Regions from separate parts of the Homo sapiens genome. Here region 2 is linked to region 1. A link is a contact called in ENCODE Hi-C or POLR2A ChIA-PET data. All regions are on one chromosome and are shown on one strand. The core of a region is the stretch at or near the end of the contact, and the rest is flanking DNA. Distances in the headings are between cores, read along the strand shown.

Region 1 (7,029 bases), core at 2,134-4,633:
TCCACCCCATGGTGCCAAACCCATATACTCTCCTATCCTCAGTACCTGCCTCTACAACCCATTATTCTGTTCTAGATCTCAAACATGCTTTCTTTACTATTCCTTTGCATCCTTAATCCCAGCCTCTCTTCGCTTTCACTTGGACTGACCCTGACACCCATCAAGCTCAGCAAATTACCTAGGCTGTACTGCCGCAAAGCTTCACAGACAGCCCCCATTACTTCAATCAAGCCCAAATTTCTTCCTCATCTGTTACCTATCTTGGCATAATTCTCATAAAAACACACGTGCTCTCCCTGCCAATCATGTCCGACTGATCTCTCAAACCCCAACCCCTTCTACAAAACAACAACTCCTTTCCTTCCTGGGCATGGTTGGATACTTTCACCTTTGGATACCTGGTTTTGCCATCCTAACAAAACCATTATATAAGCTCACAAAAGGAAACCTAGCTGACCCCATAGATCCTAAATCCTTTCCCCACTCCTCTTTCCGTTCCTTGAAGACAGCTTTAGAAACTGCCCCACTCTAGCTCTCCCTGACTCATCCCAACCCTTTTCATTCCACACAGCTGAAGTGCAGGGCTGTGCAGTTGGAATTCTTACATAAGGACCAGGATCGCATCCTGTAGCCTTTTTGTCCAAACAACTTGACCTTACTGTTTTAGGCTGGCCATGATGTCTCCATGCAGCCACTGCTGCTGCCCTAATACTTTTAGAAGCCCTCAAAATCAAAAACTATGCTCAACTCACTCTCTACAGTTCTCGTAACTTCCAAAATCTATTTTCTTCCTCATACCTGACGCATATGCTTTCTGCTTCCTGGCTCCTTCAGCTGTACTCACTCTTTGTTGAGTCTCCCACAATTACCATTGTTCCTGGCCCAGACTTCAATCCGGCCTCCCACATTATTCCTGATACCACACCTGACCCCCATGACTGTATCTCTCTGATCCACCTGACATTCACCCCATTTCCCCAAATTTCCTTCTTTCCTGTTCCTCACCCTGATCACGCTTGATTTATTGAAGGTGGTTCCACCAGGCCTAATCGCCACACACCAGCAAAGGCAGGTTATGCTATAGTACAAGCCACTAGCCCACCTCTTAGAACCTCTCATTTCATTTCCATCGTGGAAATCTATCCTCAAGGAAATAATTTCTCAGTGTTCCATCTGCTTTTCTACTACTCCTCAGTGATTATTCAGGCCCCCTCCCTTCCCTACACATCAAGCTCGAGGATTTGCCCCACCCAGGACTGGCAACTTAGCTTTACTCAACATGCCCTGAGTCAGATAACTAAAATACCTCTTAGTTCAGGTAGACACTTTCACTGGATAGGTAGAGGCATTTCCTACAGGGTCCGAGAAGGCCACCGCAGTCATTTCTTCCCTTCTGTCAGACATAATTCCTCAGTTTAGCCTTCCCACCTCAATACAGTCTGATAACAGACGAGCCTTTATTAGTCAAATCAGCCAAGCAGTTTTTCAGGCTCTTAGTATTCAGTGAAACCTTTATATCCCTTACAGTCCTCCGTCTTCAAGAAAAGTAGAATGGACTAAAGGTCTTTTAAAAACACACCTCTCCAAGCTCAGCCACCAACTTAAAAAGGACTGGACAATACTTTTACCACTTTCCCTTCTCAGAATTCAGGCCTGTCCTCAGAATGCTACAGGGTACAGCCCATTTAAGCTCCTGTATAGATGCTCCTTTTTATTAGGCCCCAGTCTTATTCCAGACACCAGACCAACTTAGACTGTGCCCCAAAAAAACTTGTCATCCCTGCTATCTTCTGTCTAGTCATACTCCTATTCACCGTTCTCAACTACTCATACATGCCCTGCTCTTGTTTACACTGCCCTGCTCTTGTTTACATTGTTTTTCTAAGCCATCACAGCTGATATCTCCAGGTGCTATCCACAAACTGCCACTCTTAACTCTTGAAGTAAATAAATAATCTTTGCTGGCAGGACTATGCTGAATCTCCTTAGGCACTCTCTAATCAGATATCCTGAGTCATCCCAATTCTTAGACCTTTTATACCTGTTTTTCTCCTTTTGTTATTCCATTTGGTTTCTCAATTCATCCAAAACCATATCCAGGCCATCACCAATCATTCTATATGACAAATGTTTCTTCTAACATCCCCACAATATCACCCCTTACCACAAGACCTCCCTTCAGCTTAATCTCTCCCACTCTAGGTTCCCACGCCACCCCTAATCCCGCTTGAGGCAGCCCTGAGAAACATCGCTCATTCTCTCTCCATACCACCCCCCAAAAATTTTTGCCGCCCCAACACTTCAACACTATTTTTATTTTTCTTATTAATATAAGAAGGCAGGAATGTCAGGCCTTTGAGCCCAAGCCAAGCCATCGCATCCCTTGTGACTTGCACATATAAGCCCAGATGGCCTGAAATAAGTGAAGAATCACAAAAGAAGTGAGTATGCCCTGCCCCACCTTAACTGATGACATTCCACCACAAAAGAAGTGTAAATGACCGGTCCTTGCCTTAAGTGATGACATTACCTTGTAAAAGTCCTTTTCCTAGCTCATTCTGGCTCAAAAAGCACCCCCACTGAGCACCTTGCGACCCCCACTCCTGCCCGTGAGAGAACAAGCCCCCTTTGACTGTAATTTTCCTTTACCTACCCAAATCCTATAAAACAGCCCCACCCTTATCTCCCTTCGCTGACTCTCTTTTCGGACTCAGCCCACCTGCACCCAGGTGAAATAAACAGCTTTATTGCTCACACAAAGCCTGTTTGGTGGTCTCTTCACACGGACGCCCATGAAAGTGACTGCACCCATCCCAGCAGCAGTGTATGAGGCTTTTGATTTCTCCACCTCCTCACCAGTATGTGATATCTTCCTTTTAAAGATATTATAGCCATCCTAAGGGGTATGAAGTAGTATCTCATTGTTTTGATTTGCATTTCTCTGATAATTAATGATGTTGAAGGTCTTTTTGTTAGGGAAGCAGGAGCCTACGAGAGCCAGAGTGACATCATTTTAAAATCAACTCCATCTTAAAACTAGCAAGGCAAATTCCCTGTTAGTCAGAGATGATCAATACAATCTCAGTCTTCAAGGTGCTCGCCATCTAGAAGATAACAGAGTAGGAAGTTTCTCAGCATCTAATCAATAGGTGAAAAATTAATTCTATTCATATTTTTTCAAATGTGCCCAGCAGGTGCAGAGACACTGCCATTGGGACTCACAGAGATTGCCAGGTTAGGTGCCATTTTAATTTTTCCTTCGGAGCCATGGAGCCTCTACGGCTTCGATCCTTCCTCCGGGCACAAGGGTGCGCTGTACCTGTCTCTTAGTGTTGGCTGAACAGTGCCGTGCTCTCCCCTACTTCCCTTTTTGCTGGGCCGCAGTTCCGGTGGCTGGCGGAAACGGGAACGTGCAGCCGCGGGTGCAGGAGTCCTGGGGCATGGCGGGGGCGGGGCAGGGGGAGGCGCGCACAGAACAGGCTGGGGCATCCCTCGCCCTGGCTCTTTGAGCCCGGACCAGACAGGTGAGGACTTACCATTTTTGGCCCAGCCTCCAAGCCCGTCAGACCCTCCCCGGCAGGCTCCTCCCTGCATGACGCTGATGCCCAGAGGCCCCGCGGCCCCCGCCCTCCCTCAGCATTCTCTTCCCTTTGAGGCCCCGCCCCAGGCTTTTCTTTCCGGGGGCGCCCTTTTGGGTATGTGTGCCCGCCCCTTGGCATCCCCTTCTGGTTTAGAGGCCGTCGCAAGGAATTGAGGGACATGTGCACCTTCTCCCATAGGGAAACTGAGACCCAGCAAGGGTAAAGGACTTAGTACCACACAGTGAGTTAGTGTGTTGTACCCAGGGGTGTTAGAGAAAACGCCACACTTTGAGACGAATTAAGAGTCCTTTATTAGCCGGTGACCGAGAGACCGCTAACGCTCAAAATTCTCTCGGCCCTGAGGAAGGGGCTTGATTAACTTTTATACCTTGGTTTAGGAAGGGGAGGGGGGGTCTAGTTAAAACAATTTTACAGAAGTTAGGTAGTCAAAAAGTTAAAAGGATAAATGGTTACAGGAAAGTAAACAGTTCCAGGTGCAGGGGCTTTATGACTATTACAAGGTGATAGACGTGGGGCTTTGGGTGTTATCAATCAGATGAATTCTTGGGGACTGTGGATATAGCTTGCCACAGTATCTTATCAGTTAATTGCATTCTTGGATGTGCTGGGAGTCAGCTTGCACAAGTTAAGTCCTTGAGGAAGGGGCTGCCAGTGAAAGAGCCAAGATGGAGTCTGTCTGGCTCTCTTAGCTAAGGGAGAGTCTAAAAACAGAGTTAGTAAAAACCAGGTTGGGCATTACATTCCCCACTTGTGTTTTTGGGGAATCAAATCATTGATTCCTCAGTTTTAACAAGGGGAGTCTTAAGATACATAAGTTTGACAGAAGCTATGCATTGTTTTACAAAATTAAGAAACCAATTTAATATACAAGGCCTAAAAATTAAACTTAATAGTATGATGAGGAGAGGTCCAGCTAACCCAGTGATTAAAGTAGTTAGCCAGGGGTTCCAGTGGAACATGTTTTGATACCAGGGGATGTTATTTTCTCGTTCCTGTTGTTGCCTATCTAGATATTCTCGAACTTTTTGGAGGGTATCTTTTATGACTAAGAATGGTGGAGGAACAGTTAAATCAACTTTGTCAGGGGGTTTCTGGAACATAGGGTCACCTAGAGCAGTTAAAGGCCCGATTGGCTTGGGTGGGCTCCATGAGACCAGGATTTTTATTTCTATTATTTATTTATTTATTTTGGATGGTGAACATAGTCCCAACATCAAATCCTGGAATATAAAATGTTAATTTCCATGACATGCCGTAATATTATTGTAAGAGGATTACAATTTTTTTTTTAGTACATAATTTAGGATGAGAAGCACGAGTTACCGAATGAAGATCTGGTTGATCCCCCAGAGTAGGTGGCTAAGTTTACACATGTCCAATCAGGGCAGAAAAACTGATAAGTATCTCGACAGCTAGCGTCAGGGTGATTCCCAGGACAGAGGTAAAAGTCAACATTTTGGAGTTCTTTTTCTGCACCTTTGGCACTTCCACACATCCAGTTTGGCTCCCAGAGCACCCAAATCCTGCTACAAGGTCGACACTTCCTGCTTTTGGGACAAGCAGATTGTGTTGCTCTTCGTGGGTACAGGCTGGCTTTGGGAACAGTATACATAAAATCAACTGCAAAGGAGACTTCCTTAGAGGTACCGGCCCTCCAAGTGGTGTTTGCAAATACACGTCCTGACTTAGGCACAGTTTTAGAAGGGGCCTGACCGAGGCCTGGGGACCCCTGTTTTTAGTAGGGCTCTGTTGGCCTTTTTGATGCAGGAGTGATGAATCTAAGCAGGAATGCCATCCACCTTCAGAGCCATTGGCGTGAGGATGACGGTGTGAAGTCTTTTCAAAGCAGGAGTGAGTCCTTGTTTCTGAAACTTTTTAACAAACACTAGTTCTCCTGGCTGGAACGAATGGCAGGACCCCGTCTGGTTAGGAATTGGATTGGGATGGTTTCCTTGAACAAGTGGCAGGGTGATATCTTGTACCTGTTGGGGAGATTGTAGGTACTGTAATAAATTAGCTTGTGATATTTCTGCCAGTTGGGCATCTCTTAGCTTAAGCAAGATAGGCGGCGCCCTCCCATACATGATTTTAAAAGGTGAGAACCTAGCCTGATAAAGGGTGCACCTTACTCTAAGTAGGGCTAAAGGAAGGAGACTTACCCAATTTTTACCGGTTTTTAAAATTAATTTTGTAAGAGTGTCTTTTTAGGGTGCGGTTCATGTGTTCTACCTGCCCAGAGCTCTGGGGTCGATAGGCACAATGGAGCTTCCACTGAATGTTTAACGCCTAACTGACCCACTGAGCTATGGACGAGGTGAAGGCAGGTGTATTATCACCCTGCGGCAGCAGGCAGCCCATATTGAGGGATGATTTTATTGAGTAGGAACTTAACTACCGTATTGGCAGTTTCATTTTTGGTAGCAAATGCTTCAGTCTATCTGGAGAAGGTGTCTACTAGTACTAGAAGCTATTTGTACCTAGCCCGGTGTGGTTTTACTTCTGTAAAGTCAATTTCCCACTTTTCTTCTGGCGAGTTTTCTCAGAGACGGTGGCCTAGGCTGGGTTTAGAACCTTGCTTGGCATTTACCTGGGCGCAGGTTGTGCACTGGAGAGCTGCTTGATCTGTTTTTGATAGCCTTTCCTGCTGAGGTGAGTAGCCCACGCTTCTGGTAGATGGCTCCATGTACATGCACAGTAGCAAAGGCGTACCTGCTGTCAGTGTAAATGTTAATACGTTTATCCTTACCCCATCGGAGAGCCTGAGTGAGGGCGATCAATTTAGCTTTTTGCACTGAGGTGTTTGCTGGTAAAGCCTGAGCCCACAACACATCTGTCTCCGTGGTAACAGCTGCACCGGCCTTTCATACTCGCTGCTTGAGAAAGCTGCTACCATCTGTGAACACAGCGGCGTCCGCCTTCTCTAGGGCCACATCTTGAAGATCAGGTCGGCCAGTTTCGGTAGTTTCTAACAGTTCCTTACAGTCTTGGATAGTAGCTGGATTTAAACACCATGTGGGAGAGAAAGTCAAACGAGGCTGATTCAACAACTCTGATATTGTAAAATGCAAGCATCTGACATCCATTTACCTGAAGCACTTTGTAGTAAAGTCTCTACAGCATGAGGAGCTGTAAGGGTTAAATCCTGGCCCAGAATTAACTTATCAGTTTCTTGGACTAGGCTTGCTCTAGCTGCTACTTGGCCATCCAGAGGCCACAGGATCCAGCCTCTTAGATAAATAAGCCATTGGGTGTCTCCAAGGTCTTAAAGTCTGAGTAAGCACCCCCTTAGCAATTCCCTGGCTCTCATGGACAAACAGATGAAAAGGCTTTGAGGTATCTGGGAGGCCTAAAGCAGGGGCTTCAGTTAAAGTCTTTTTCAGATTTTGAAAAGCCTGTTCTTCGGTGTCTGTCCAAATCAATGGGCCAT
Region 2 (7,050 bases), core at 32-2,531, 49 kb after region 1:
TGGAGGCCTTGAGATGAGGTGCTGCACACTGACATGCTTTATTTGGTATGTTTGCAGTTTTGAAGTTTTAAAGAATATCCTGCTTTTTCATGTTGCTGTCAGGAAGCCTAACAGTCCCACATGCCAATAATCGGGGCCCCCTTTAGACTGAGCATGTGTGCTCTCCAGCTTACACAGTCCCCTCCTCACTCCTTCAACCCTGTTTGAGTGTGAGATTCCTGTGTCCTTCTCTAGCCACAATGGTGAGCATGGCTGTGTCTGCAGGGGCCACCTCGTATTTATTCATTCATTCCACAAACATTTATTGAGTTTCTTTTGAGTATCTGGCCCTGAGCTAGGCACTAGGCTAAAAAGATCAATACAGTGTGGTCTTTGGACTCCCTGAGCTTATGGACCAGGTTCAGAGACAGACAAGTAAATGGGCTGGGGGGATTCACTGAAATTAGGTGACAGTTGCACAAGGTTTGGGGGAGCACAGAGACCTTGGGTATCTGACCTAGACTGGGGGGTTGAGGAAGGCTTCTGGCAAAGATATCACCTGAGGTGAAAATTCTGAAGGATGAGAGGAGTTAGCCTGATGACAACAGGGGAGAGGTGGAGGAATGGGAAGAGAAGGGTGTTCCAGCCAGAGGCAGTGAGGTACAGACGCATGGAGGCACGACAGAGTTTGGCATGCTTGGGGACCAGCAAACAAAACCTTGCTTAAAGCTAAGTGCCCCCATTGGGGTGGCCAGGGAGGCAGTGGGGAGCAGATCGTGAAGAGCCTTGTCAGCCTTCTGAGCTTTTGCGTTTAGAGAGTCCTTGAAGAGTTTAATTGGTGAAGCCATTTGTCAGATTTGTGTTTTCAGATTACCCTGGCTACAGAATGGATTTGATGCAGGAAGCAGGGAGGTCTAGAAAAGAGGCCTTTACAGTCACATAGGAAGTAAATCATCTATGCGTAGGAGACTCCTGAACTCCTCCCTCCCACCCTGTAGGCAAGGGAGACCTGATGAAAGGGAGGAACAGACTTTCAGAGGTGCAGAAACTGCCCTAAGTTCGGCCTCTGCTGTTTGCATTCAGCCTGCGTTCTTACTGCTTCCTCTGCCCACTTTGTTCCTGCTTCTCCCACCCTCACTAGCTTCTTATAACTGGCAGCTGGACTTGATAATATCAGCGGAGGCTTGGCACAGTGCTGGCACAGTCAGTGCTCAATCAGGGACAGCTATTGTTGGACAACCTGGCTGGCAGAGATCTCAGCTTCCGTCCAAGCTGCTGCCTCTCAGACGGAGCTCTCAGTGTGCTGGGCACTATCGCACGTGGCCTGTCCCAGCCTAGGGTACCGTCCCCTCTACACCTGACCAGGCCTCAGTGCCCTGTGCCCCAGGGTGGATGGTCAGGAGTGCTGGTGGGTTGGCAGTGGTCAAGGGATGGGGAGGATGCGATGGATGGGCATGATATAGAGAGTGAGCAGTTGTACACGGGCGACCAAGGGAAGGACAAAGTCAGGGATGAGTCAGCAGGTGGGGGAAGATGGTGCCCAGCCAAGACTGGGGAGCCACGAAGAGGCCAGTTGGGAAGGAGAGATGCCGGACACGGTTTGTGGTGCTCATGAGAAGATAGCCAGTGGGAACATGCATGGGAGAGGCAGGTAATGAACCTGGAGAGCCAGACCTTGAGACTGGAGATCAAGCTTGAGGAGCCAGAGGCAGAGCATGCAACTGGTATCATGAGAGCCACCGAGTCACCCAGGGGAGTGTTTTGAGCAGTAACTGTGTGCCAAGCATGGTGTTCTCACTGTATTAACTGCTGAAATCCTCACAGCAACCCCATGAAGTAAATCAAGAGGTGTTTCCGGACCGCTCAGTTACCAGCCCTCAGTTACTGAGTGGAAGAGTTAGGATTTGAGCTTGCGTGGTCTCTGCTTCCGAAGCTTCTGTTGAGAACTGTCACGTGCCTGCATTGCTGCCCTCTCTGGGCACCTGTCCTAGGGAGTCGTCAGACATTTCCGTCAATCTAAACGACAGCTCTGTGAAGGAGACAATAATATTCCTGTTTTCAGATGAGAACATTGAGGCTCAGAGACTTGCCCTAAATAACACACATGGTGGATGTAAAATCAGGATTTGAATCGAGTCTGATTCTGAAGCCTGAGCTGTTGTCATGAGCACATGCTGTCTTTGGGGCCAGGTTGGATAGTGAAGGAGGCGAGGACCCCTGCAAACCTGAGGCAGAGGAGTTCTGTGACCCAATGCCCAGATGAAGCAGAGGGGAGGGGAGTAGGAGCGAGAGAGGGAGAGTGCCGGAGGGACAGAATTCATCACACTCACCAAGGGAGGGAGGCTGGTGAGTTGCCTAAGATTTGGTCTCTAGAATTCTGACTCCATGCTTCCTCAGCTCTCTGACCCTGCTGTATTGTCTCAGCCTCAGTTTCTTCATCTGTAAACAGGCATAATAATACTGACTGCTGAGTGTGGTTTTGAGGATGAAATGAGAGACTTCATGTCTGGCCAGGGTCTAATATGTAGTGAGCCATCCACAACAGAAAGCACTTGTCAAGTGCCAGGCTAGGCTGCCCTCTCCAGAGAGCCTCTCCTTCAGTCAGGCTGGGCACAAGTGCATGTTTGAAGGGTTAATTTGGCATTTTCAAGTCATTCTACCCATGGTGAGAAAGTACTAGCTTTTTCCATTTCTGGAGAGACTATAGGAGATGACAGCCTTTGGTCTGGCTTCCATTCCAGCTGCTGCTTATTGATGAAGTGAAAATAGGAAGCTACCACCTCTCAATTCTCCTGCTGTGCTGGCAACATCGGCCTGTCTCAGCCTGCAGACACCTTCTAGGTGTGTGTTTTTTATATTGTGTGAGCCACAGGACAACAGGATTCTGGCTTGGGGGTGGAAGTGCAGAGGAAGACGGTGGAGGGCTGTGTTCTCTCCACACCTTCCTCAGAAAATACAAAAGAGTGGCTGGGCTGTGGCCACTCAGTGCTGCAGGTAGCACAGAACTGCAGGCAGACTTACACTGCAACCTCACACTGAAGTAGTGCTTGCAAGGTCTCCGAGGCCACCTAATTCACAGGCTCCCAGCAGTTTCCAGTCCAGGGCCTTGGTTCACCCATACAGTGACTTCAGTGGGCTCACCCCCATGGTTCTATTTTTCAGACCCTTTGAGTGACGTTGTCATTTGATTGGTTCCCATAGCATTTGAACCTCTTTCTGGGTTTGTGTGGTCCTACACTTTCTGAGTTCTAACTGGAAGCAAAGGCCAGCCTCCCTCACAGGGGCATTGCTGCTGAGGCTCTGCCAATCAGCCCACCTGTGCCAGACTTCTGGAGCCAGCTGTGCAACACAGATATCCTGGGGGAGCTCCCTTTGTAGGGCAGCAGCCCCCAGATACTAGTATTTTAGTACCAAGGTTGAGTTTTCCAGATCACATCTGGAAACAGCATAAAAAATTATTCTACTGCTGGAGTGATGAGGGTTAGGCAAAAGGATTCCCACTGCATAGACTGGGAAACCAGTAAGAGAACAAGGACAAGGGAGTCACTGACAGGGTCACAGTTAGCGTGCAGGCCTTTCATTTTATAGTCTTGCCGCTAGATCCTTAAGGTCCGTTCATAGTTTTCAGGACACTTTCTGAAGAGGGTTCTAAAGCTATTCCTTTGGGCCTCCTTAGAGTGCAAACAGAGGAGCTGAAGGCCCTGAGTTAAAGCAGGCATCTATAAGCCCCATCCAGGGGGAGTGCAGGGGAGCTAAAAACAGTGAGCACTTCTTGGGCACTTGAACCAGACACTGTGCTAAAATTCTTTGTGTGTGTCAATTATGATCCACTCAACTCTCTGAAATGCCTATTGTTACTGTCTTCATCTTACAGATAAGGAATTCAGGCACAGAGAAAGTAAGTAATCTTCTGAAAGTCACAAAGCTGGAGCCAGAATTCAAACTTAGACTTCAGGCCAGGCGTGGTGGCTCATGCCTGTAATCCCAGCACTTTGGGAGGCTGAGGTGGGCGGATCATGAGGTCAGGAGATCGAGACCATCCTGGCAAACATGGTGAAACCTCGTCTCTACTAAAAATACAAAAAAAAAAAAAAAAAAATTAGCCGGGTGTGGTGGCAGGTGCCTGTAGTCCCAGCTACTCAGGAGGCTGAGGCAGGAGAATGGCATGAACCCGGGAGGTGGAGCTTACAGTGAGTGGAGATCCCGCCACTGCACTCCTGCCTGGGCAACAGAGCGAGACTCCGTCTCAAAAAAAAAAAAAAAAAAAAAAGACTTAGGTCTGCAGCTCAGTCATCTTTACCCTGCTACATGAGGCACTGGGGAAGGGTATGGGGTAGGGAAGGACAGACGGTTTATCTGGAACTCACACTGCATGCAGGTGGCCAGCCATGTGGGAAGGAGGGAAAATCCCCATCTGAGCCACAGATCCAAACCAGAAGGAACTGAATGAGATGCTCCGAGGGATAAGGCCTGTCTTAGAGACATCCTCGCATCTAGGAGAGGGGGCGGCAGATGGGCAGCCGTGGAGCCCAGCCCTGACCAGCTGCTGTTTGCAGGGGAGAGCTGCCTGTGTGCCCCTGTGGTGAGTGCGTGGTGACAGTGGGATTAAGTGTACCCAGCAACCTCAGGGACCACTGGGTGGAGGAGACGCACGGCGGGCCCTTCTGCCTGGCCCTTCCCGCAACTCTGAGTCCTGGATGCTTGGGGCTTGCTAATCTCCATCCCCACGGCAGCGGGATGCGACACAACCATTACTAAGGCCATGGAATCTCCCACCTCTCGATGGCCAGGCGGTTCACCCAGCAAGTGTCTCCTAATCTGAAGAGCTGGGAGAGCGAAAGATTTTATAAGTTATCAGAGAACCCCCTGTAACCTCCCTTCTAGAAAGGAAGATGTAAACCAGGACAATGGGCCTGTAGCTGGCACCTGAAGTCAGTGATCTCTCTCCTCCCCTCCTCTAAATTCTCCTTCTTCCGTGTTTTCTACATCCCCCGTGATTTGAGTCTGCTGATTTCATTTGTTATGTCTGCCTTCTGTTTCCTGCCTCATTTCACAAAGAATTAGATGCTGCTCTCAACAATACATTCAAAATAATACAACCATAAAGTAAATATTTGAGTAATTTGGAGCCAGAGGAATATATGGTAACACCCTGAGGTGGATGAAATGCCGGGATTTCTTAGTGACCCCTTTTCAGAATACTGCTTCTGGAACCATTCTAGTGTGTCTCAGAATGACATGTGGGACATATTATCTTTTTTTTTATGTTATATAAGCAATTTATTCAATGCATGTTTATTAAAGCACCTATGTTTTGAAAAGAAAAAATATCTCTACTTTTCTAAATTATTTTGTCACATTTTGGAGATATAACTATGGTCCTTTCACAATCAGACCCCGGTTAATGTTTTGGGTTCTAGATAACACTGTAGAATCCACCCCATGTATCATTTTAGTCATTCATCTTGTTGTTAATCCAGAGTTCACTTACTGTTTTGGGATGTTTCTCCAGAAACAGTCTAGAAAACCATCTTAAAAGTCACATTTTGTAATGCATGCCAGTGTTGCCATGCCGTTTTCTGGAACACGGCTGAATCTGGAGCTGGGCTTTTGCTCCTCTGCATTGTGGGGCAGGTCAGGACAGCTCTGGGCAGCTGACATGGTTAGAGGTGAGGCCCCCACTCCAGCCACCGCCATAGGCTCTCCTGTTCAGTGAGGCCATCAACACACATTTAGCACCTACCCAGCACTTTCCTAGGCTCCAGCTACAACAAAGCCACAAATCCTGCCTTCATAGAGTTACATTCTAGCCAAAGACACAGAACATAAACAAGAAAACTAACGAGTGACATGATCTGACTTGTGCTTTAAAAATAATACTGTGAGGTGGGCGGATCACTTGAGTCAGGAGTTTGATACCAGCCTGGCCAACATGGTAAAACCTCGTCTCTACTAAAAATACAAAAAAGCCTAGCCAGGCGTGGTGGCATGCGCCTGTAATCCCAGCTACTCGGCAGGCTGAGGCATGAGAATGTCTTGAACCTGGGAGGCAGAGGTTGCAGTGAGCCGAGATCACGCCACTGCACTCCAGCCTGGGTGACGGAGGGAGACTCTGTCTCAAAAAAAAAAAAAAAAAAAATTACTCTGGATGTTGGGGGCAAAATGGAGCTGTGCTTGGAGGATAAGGTGGTTAGGAGGCCAAGGCAAAGGGCCAGGCAAGAGTAGGGTGGTACAAGGAGAAACGGTGAGAAGCAGTCAGATTGGGATATATATTGGAGGTTGGGCCAACTGGACAAGTCAATGAGCTCAGCACAGGGGTAAGGAAAAGGAGTCAATGACTGCAAAGTCTGTTGGCCTGACAGTAAGTGGTTACCTTAGGTCAGACTGGGTTAGAGGAAGGATTTTCTGGGGATGGGATGAAAACCAAGAGTTGCAATTTAGCCATGTTGGGTTGAGCTGTTTATTAGACATTCAGTAAGAAGATCTATATATTTCTAGTGATCAGTGACCACTCTGCTAAACCTGGGCTGGGTGTGTTGGAGTAGAGAGGGTGGTCCCACAGGAACAGGCTGCCAGCCAGCCCCACAGCCTATGACCAGGGCAACCCGGAAGACCCCCACCCATGGCAACTTGCTCTAGTTTTATAAATTCACTCATTCATTTGACACATTCAACACATATATTGAGTGCCACGCTGGATATTTTCAATGTGCCCTGCAAAGGCACAAGTTTATGGTATAATCTAAATGGATGGATAACATATTCTTTTCTGTTGTCATATTTAGTGCCCTAACTTTTGAAAAAACACAAAAGCTGGCTGAGTGAATGGATCAGTTTATAAAATATAGTTAATAAGGCCCATGAGTCCTGGCTGCCATTGCTAGGCTGGTGGGAGGACACATGAACTCAGAGCCCTTTTATTCTGTGCCTCTGTCCCTCAGGCCACTCTCTGCAGGCCACCAACTCCTCACTGCTGTCCACTCTCCATTCTCCAAGTGTTGCCATGCCTCTGATCACAGCCCTGCTCGGGACCCTTAGGCACGCCCCAGCCTCCTCTGCAGGCCCTTCACT

Evidence for each region. A loop is a pair of places that touch in the nucleus more often than their neighbours do. ChIA-PET counts read pairs that join two places held with the same protein, here RNA polymerase II (POLR2A). Pooled maps may share reads with other maps.
Region 2: a loop to region 1 is called in a map of Right ventricle myocardium inferior, with 9 times the contacts of the local background. The contact joins the enhancer-like site here to the promoter of DET1 in region 1. A Hi-C loop is called at or near these places in 8 of 168 maps with a recorded cell type or tissue (KBM-7, Right ventricle myocardium inferior, dorsolateral prefrontal cortex and 4 more), 2 of 37 single-sample maps with no recorded cell type and 11 of 50 pooled maps. POLR2A ChIA-PET finds 5 or more read pairs at or near these places in 2 of 52 experiments (OCI-LY7 and WTC11).

What each region holds. Positions count from the first base shown.
Region 1 is chr15:88,543,035-88,550,063 of GRCh38, reverse strand. It overlaps DET1 (DET1 partner of COP1 E3 ubiquitin ligase), which reads left to right and starts at 3,383. Exons shown (of 5, transcript NM_001144074.3): 1 at 3,383-3,524. It overlaps LOC124903547 (a long non-coding RNA gene), which reads right to left and starts at 3,479. Exons shown (of 2, transcript XR_007064748.1): 1 at 3,223-3,479; 2 at 2,731-3,104. RefSeq lists an enhancer at 1,779-2,653 and a silencer at 3,220-3,579.
Region 2 is chr15:88,491,467-88,498,516 of GRCh38, reverse strand. No RefSeq gene overlaps it. Among named protein-coding and RNA genes, the nearest start is that of MRPS11, 27 kb to the right of the region's middle. RefSeq lists enhancers at 1,338-1,838, 6,818-7,050. Within about 2 kb of position 1,281, at least 2 of the 41 ENCODE cell types and tissues checked have a DNase peak (open chromatin) inside an H3K27ac peak, as active enhancers do; they include heart right ventricle, where a contact is called at or near this core.